Linked DNA regions of Homo sapiens: region 2 is linked to region 1. The links are chromatin contacts, found by Hi-C or POLR2A ChIA-PET in ENCODE. All regions are on one chromosome and are shown on one strand. The core of a region is the stretch at or near the end of the contact, and the rest is flanking DNA. Distances in the headings are between cores, read along the strand shown. Region 1 overlaps LOC105370777 (a long non-coding RNA gene). Region 2 overlaps LOC105370777 (a long non-coding RNA gene).

Region 1 (3,564 bases), core at 426-2,925:
ATGTGTTTCTCAATTTTGGCAAGTATATGGATGTCTTATGGATATGGTCATCAAAAAGTCATTGTTAATATGACACTAGAATCCTGTGACTACAACAACTCTAGCAACAAATTTTCTTCAGAATAATATCTCTGACTGGTTTATGGCAAGTGATTGGTTTATGACTGCTAAGTCCATCCTGATATGAGCTTAGAAGATGTTTTCCATATTGGTCTTGAAGAAACTTATACTTTCATCAGCAGGGGCCAGGACCTGAAGCTCCTCCAAGATTTTCCCAGTATCACCAGATTCCTAGGTCTATGACTCAGTTACAACATGTTCAATAAATATTGACTACGTGCACATGATTTTCCTATTGCTGTGCTCTCTGCAATGAGGAATGGCAATAAATGAAAACACAGTACCCCATCTGGAAGGAAATGAAATATCATGGATTTGGAGCCATGTGTTAATTATTGCTAACCTTCTCTGGAGTCCCTAGGTTAAGAGGACACTCCAAAGCCTCACAGTGCCCTGGAGCTATCATAGATAGTAACTACGATTCTCAAGTATCTTTTAGGCCCCAGTGCTCCGACCCCAATCGCACAATCCATTTGTATTGGCTCCCATTCCAGTAGGTGCAAAGCTACCTCATTCAAGTTCTTCCCTGCAGATTTCTCCTTTCAAGATGGTTGATTTATCCAGAAGTACAATCTAGCTTTTTCTAGTAAACTATAGGGCAAATAGTATTGTCGCACACTTCTGAGTTGGAAGTGATAAAACCGGAAAGATACAACAGAATAATTGAACGCCTCTTCTTGTATCCCAGCACCACCGGGTCTTCCTCAGCCTATTCCTGGACAGTTTAAACCTCAAGCAAAGGCTTTCTGTGCTCTGACACTCCAGGCTCACTTCTCCTCACGACCTTTAACTTGCTGCTCCCCTGTGCCTGGGGTGCTCCCCCAAAAAACGGCTGTGGCATTCCTTTCCGCACTGCATTCAGATGGCTGCTTAAATACCACCTTTTCAGAAATGCTCCCCTTGGCCACCCTACCTAAAAGATTAAAATCTCACTATCATCCTGACTCCTCTATCTTATTTTTTATCATTTTTAACCCCTTGAAAAAACGTATTTCTCTATTTTCTGTCTCCTCCCAGGTTACACTTGAATGTAACCTCCCTGGCAAGGGGAACTTTGTTTTCTGCAACTGCCCAGTTTCCCAGACCTAGGAAGTACTTCACTGACATATTTCGAGTTAAAACAAAAAAAGAAAACAATGGGTAAGACAGACTTATTTGCTTTTGAGTGCAGAGATCAATTGTCTGAGCAGGGAGGCAAACTTATCTTTAAAAGCTGGCTCTACCTACTAGATTATTCAGGTGGTGTTTTCTTTTTGCCCTGGCATCTTGTACCTTGCTTCTCACTTCCAGGACATATTTAGCCCAGAGCCTCAGGAAGGATTTGGAGAGGGCTTATTACAGGCTAAGATTTAGACCTATGCACATACCCAGACTCAAGATCAGACTTGCGTTAAAACCACAGACACAGAGCAGCCATTGACTCTACCACAATCAAAGTTTGATCATAACATAGAAATGGGAGATTAACTAAGAGGAAGCCAATTAGCCAGGACACTCAACCTCTTGGACCACAGCTGATTTTGAAAGTTAAATGTTTGATGGAATCTTGCTTCCTCATTCTCAATGACCTAAAGCAGAGGCACAGGGAGGTGAAATGGTTTGCCCAACATCCCACAGTGTATCAGCAAAAGCGATGGGCTTGGAAACCACCAGGTTTCCATTTCCTGTCTATGACCACACTAAGAGTGAGAATCCTCAAGAGGCATGCAGAGTAAGCTCAAGCACTGATGGTAAGGTAGGAGGAAGGAATCACACACACAAACTCACACTTTCTCTCATTCTCTCTCTCACACACACACCCCACATACTACTGATAAATGTGGGCTTCATTAAGTTGCCCTTCCCAAGTTGTCTATAAAATTGCATAAATATCAAATCTTTTCCTTGAAAATTTCCTGGATGAATGTGTTCTTTCCTCTATAAACTTGCTGAAGGCTTAGCTATTTCTCTAATCTTTGAGTATATCATTTCAGTTCTTGCCAGCATGAAACTATCTCGAGGGAGCACTGAAAGGAGCTAAGTCTCTTGCATTTCAACTTTCCACAATCCAAAGTCAACCCAGATTATTACAAGTTTTCTCACATCCTTCACTTCCCCCAGAGAGAACTATCTTTTGAGGAACCTATTTCATCTATGACAAATAAATGATCTGAAGTTTTATAACGCCCCTCAAAGAGCAAGTTTAGGCTTTGAGCACTTCAACAATCAGAAGAATAAAACAACCTAACAAGAGATGCAAAAGACCTGGAAACAAGTGGCAAAGGCAGATTAATAATATAATTTCTACCATCTTATTTCTTTTTGTCCTTTCTCTCACTACCTGGTTAATCTCTTATTAATAGTTCTCCATCAAATATCTCCCCTCGCCCTTTCAATATCTTCAAACTCCAATCTGATGCACAAAGCTAACAGTATAATCCTTCAGCTGATATTGGTGGACCCTTTACATCCAGTTATAATCAGTACTCCTCACTGTGATAGTTAAGGATCCTCACAGTCTGGGCCCACTCTATTGTGGTGGTCCCTAAGAGGAAGGGGAGGTGCATTGTGCCTGCATCCAGGGTACATTTTTGTCATGACTCCAGGTATGCTAGTGGTATTGGCAGTATCTAATAAATAAAGAGCAGAGATGCTGCTAAATATCCTACAATGCATGAGACAGCCCCCTGCCACAAAGAATTGACCAGTCTCAGTACTGCTGAGGCTAAGGAATCCTGTTCTGCAGGCTTCGCTCCACTCCTTTGTGGTTGTGTAGTTTTGTTTTGTTTTGTTTTTTCGATTGACTCTTTAATAGATGATTTGCAATCCCCTATACCTAGACATTGTTTATGAGTTCAAACCCTTGGACATCATCCTTGCCCCTCTTCTACCTGGAAGCCTTAGACCCTTTCTTTAGCTGGCAGACCCCTGCCTTTACTTTAAGGCCCATCTTCTCCTTGAAAGCTTCCTGGATGGATGTGCTCCTTGCTTTCTAAATTTACTGAGTGCTTTGCTAGTCCTCTCTTATGACATTTATCACCATTATCTGGAATTACGTACTACAGGCTCTAAGAAAGTAAAACTCTTGTTTGTTCAAGGTTATATGGCCAGTACCTTCGAAGAGTGGAATATAGCAAGTGCTAACGAATACTTGTTGATCAAATGAGGATTTATCTGTGATGTAAACTCACAACTCTCCTATCAAAGTTCCCTGGAACTGGAAACATCTTTAGCTCTTCTCTGAATCATGTATCACTTCTTCCTAGAAGGTGCTTAATGAACAATGCTTATATGTCTAAATATTTAAATGAATACACATAGAGTATAATAGAAATATTAAGTAAATATGTAAATACAAAAATACATATATTACATATTAAGTAAATACACAAATAAGGCTTGGCCTGTAGAAATTCAAGTCCTAGGCAACAGTTCACCCATCTCAATTTTCAATTACTTCTAAGA
Region 2 (3,564 bases), core at 638-3,137, 230 kb before region 1:
TTTATCATACCAAAAACTAAGGCTTAAATTTTAAAAATATTATTTATTTAAAAATAATAAACCCATTATATGTCAACAGAGCTAATATATTTTGTGAAGATAGTTATATTTTCTAAAACAAAAAAATCTAATTAGAAGATAACTAGATTCTCATATCAGTTTCTGTATTTAATCTGTTATGATCTGCTTTTTTGGTTGGAAAAGGGAGGAAGGTTTTAATGCCTTTCTCAGATAATCATGACACTGCAATCTGACAAGCAGTAGTTCTTGAGTATTAGTTGCAATATGGAATATGAAACCATGTCAGTGAAGCTTTCACACTCCGTTACACTAAAACTCATTGGTCTGTTTTACACTTTGAACAGAGATTTTACCCCTACAGGATTGTGTAACACCATAAATTGATCATTTGGAAAACGCTTGTTCACTCTTTTTTGCATGTCGCCAACATTTTGACAAATTTCATTATACCATATCAAAAAACCACAGTCATTATTATTGCCACTAACCTTACCAGAACAAATTTAAATACTGCAAAGCTGTCAAGCTATTGGTGACAGATGTAAGTTCTAAAACATAATTTTACTTGAAAGTTTAAATTCTGTCATTGGCAACAAATTCCATTCTGTTGAAGTGACAGGCTGACTTTGTTAATTTTAAGAAAATATCCTTGAAAGACCCAAGTCAGAATAGCTATCATTTGTCATTCTTTTAATGAAAATGGTGTTCCATGGAAAAAATATCTAGTTTGACTTGGAACTCAAATAAGTACACACTTTTTTTTAGACAACCGTGATACTTGAACCTACAGCACAAGTGTATGTTTATGTGTCACTTCCCATTTTGTCACACAGAATAGTAAAACAGGCGTTCTCAAAGGTCAAAATTTAACAAAATTTATCATTTTTTTTCCTGCTTCATCAGGTCATCTTTAAGTAAAAGCCATCTGATATTTTACTGCAAGCATGTGGCAGTGAAGACGACAATGACTGCTAGTATGGTTTGTGCCACTGCCTTGATTTCCGCTCAGGCACCAGCAGTCTTACCCACCATTGCTTTGGTGCAGTTGGTGGAGATATCAATGGATCAAAAGCGCAAGTAATATGTGAGTATTATTATGAAAGGAGCTTGGACCTCATGAACCACTTAGAAAGATATTGGTACATCCAGGGATCTGTGGATGACACTTTGAGTACCATTGAAATAGGAATTAATCCCTAGATTAAAATGAAATAATGGGGCTCAGTCCACAGTCTAACCCAATTTATAATTTGACTATGTTCAAAAAAGTTTACCTTCACATATTTTTGTTACTTTAAGAGCAATGTGCTGTCACTAAAGAAAATGATGACGTCAATTTTTTTTTTTTTAAAAAAAGCATTTTTGTTACTCATCACTTTGGGCCATTGCAAAGGCTGCCTATTGCTAGACAAGAAAGAAGTCATTTACCCCACATCTATGGTTGTTGTCATCAAATGATCCATTTAGTGACTCTCTCAGCAATCAATGGCAGTTAATCACAATGAGTGAGCAATTTTGGAAAGCTGTGCCAAGTGTCATTTTGATAACCAGCTTTTCAGAAGACCAGAGCTGAACAGGAGAGTAATGGGGGAATACAGGTATTCCCACATCAATTGGAGAAGTAATAATTCCAGCAACAACACTATTGTCAACATGGTATTTTCTCTAGTGATTCACTTCGTAACATGTGTTTATCCTTCCAGAGCAGGGAAGTATACACCTATGCCCTTTCAAACTGACATGTATAGAAGTCAGATTTAGGCTTTTCAAGAGAATTGCCCGGCCCATGCTGAAAGCTATAGTAGAAAGTCAGCTGACTCATCCAGAGCATTTTTTAACTCACCAACAAGCAGAGGCAGGAGCAGAGCGTGTCAAAGGCCATTTGAGAGCAGTTATGCCAACTGGGCAGGCACAAGCCATGCCAATTTTTGTGGTTTCTCCAATTCGTGTCAGAACAAGGACTTGACTCTCAGTTTCCCACACTGGGAGGGTTTCTCTGAGTTATGCCCATTGAATGAGTGTAACAAGGTGATCTGATTCATCCTTGGTCACGAAGCAGGGAAAGAAAGAGTATTTTTCTATTTCAATGGTTAAGGGCATAAAAACCATGCATTGGTCCCATATCAGTAGATAATCAATGGTAAAGCATAAGTATGCAGCCTTGGTGTAGAGAGTGGCACTTGCTACTCATTCTTATGTTTTCAGAGTCATCGTACTTGTCTTTATGTTTGAGCTTGTAGATGTGCTGCCATGAGGAATTAACGTTAGATTCTTGAGCACTTTCTTTCACCTATTTCTCAGTGTAGCTGCAACGCTCTGTTTACTGTGCTAGGTATGTCCTAGAAAGTCAAATGATTCAGTCAAACCAGCACCATCAGAGTCAGTGTGATCTTCCTAAGACACATCTGATCATAAAGCCCCAAACCTACAAATAAAGGGGAGGGGGCCTGCTGGCTAGCCTGGCATAGATCCCATAATCAGGGCCTTATTGACCTCTTTCATTGCATCTCCTTCACTTCCTCATTTGCCACAGGTTTCAGATACATGGATGTGTCTGCAAGATGCTAGATGCCTCCTGGAACACATTTGCCTGGTGGCAGGAGCCAAGTCCTGGCAGAAGTCAGGAAGCAGGTCTAACGGGCATCAGCGGAGAAACTAGGAATGCTAACCATTGTCTCTTTCTCTTTCAGAGCTGTCTCTCTTCATTTCCAAAATTAAAAGATTTTTACTTCCCCCCACCTCATTTATACATTTCGCTGGTCATTGTAGGCCTTCTCATGATATAAAAAACAATGACCATTACCTCATTGGTAAATAGGTAGATCAAAGTCTTTATGTATAGCTACGTATCTAATTTTTTTCCTTAATTATCTCAATACCAAAATCAAGACAAGTTGTGGGTTGGGTAGGCACAGGAGGATGGGAGTGGGCTTGCCTTCCAGGCAGCCTGACAAGCCTTGCCGAGGTCAGGTTGCTTTGCCATCAGAGTCCATCTTCTGACTTCAGGCATGTCAGGTCTTTGGCAGTCTCTCCTCTCTGGCTTCCCCTCAGTTAATCCCCTCCTGGCCAAGCTTGTCAGGTGGGCCCTATTTGGGTCCAAAGAAGCACTAAATAAATGTCGATTGAGGCAGCTTATCCTAATGATGGCAATTATGACAGTGATGTTTTTCTTTTAAGCCATAAAAGCACTAGATGTTACAGATGGAAGGGATTTTCAATAATTTTTTGGAGGAAGAAACTGAGCCCCTGAGAGGCAAAGTATATAGTTTGATTGCAAGTTCTCCCTAGTAGGAGAGGCCAGGAATCAACCAAAAGAGCAAGAAAAGAAGCCACTACAGTAATGAGCTTCGGCTGCCTGCACCTCTTCCAGCCACAAAGGAAAAAAAAATGAGAAAGCTGCCTCTATTCTACTTCTTTTCAAAGCTGCCCAACTGTTAATATTTTAGTAAGTAAGAAGCAGTGTCTAAATTCTCATTCAAGTTCTCCCATCCATTGAGTTAATAATCTAAATTATAAGAATATTTATTTTTCACAGGATTAAGT

What was found. Hi-C counts contacts between places; a loop is a spot of excess contacts on that map. ChIA-PET counts read pairs that join two places held with the same protein, here RNA polymerase II (POLR2A). Pooled maps may share reads with other maps.
Region 2: a loop to region 1 is called in a pooled map, with 2.0 times the contacts of the local background. The contact joins two enhancer-like sites. A Hi-C loop is called at or near these places in 3 of 168 maps with a recorded cell type or tissue (IMR-90, PC-9 and mammary epithelial cell), 8 of 37 single-sample maps with no recorded cell type and 12 of 50 pooled maps. POLR2A ChIA-PET finds 5 or more read pairs at or near these places in 1 of 52 experiments (AG04450).

The regions. Positions count from the first base shown.
Region 1 is chr15:39,410,081-39,413,644 of GRCh38, forward strand. All of the region lies in intron 1 of LOC105370777 (a long non-coding RNA gene), which reads right to left. Among named protein-coding and RNA genes, the nearest start is that of LINC02915, 160 kb to the left of the region's middle. Within about 2 kb of position 1,676, at least 3 of the 41 ENCODE cell types and tissues checked have a DNase peak (open chromatin) inside an H3K27ac peak, as active enhancers do; they include mammary epithelial cell, where a contact is called at or near this core.
Region 2 is chr15:39,175,829-39,179,392 of GRCh38, forward strand. The region is part of intron 1 of LOC105370777 (a long non-coding RNA gene); the gene reads right to left. It overlaps LOC105370780 (a long non-coding RNA gene), which reads left to right. Exons shown (of 3, transcript XR_007064591.1): 2 at 925-1,105. Among named protein-coding and RNA genes, the nearest start is that of LINC02915, 73 kb to the right of the region's middle. Within about 2 kb of position 1,888, at least 2 of the 41 ENCODE cell types and tissues checked have a DNase peak (open chromatin) inside an H3K27ac peak, as active enhancers do; they include mammary epithelial cell, where a contact is called at or near this core.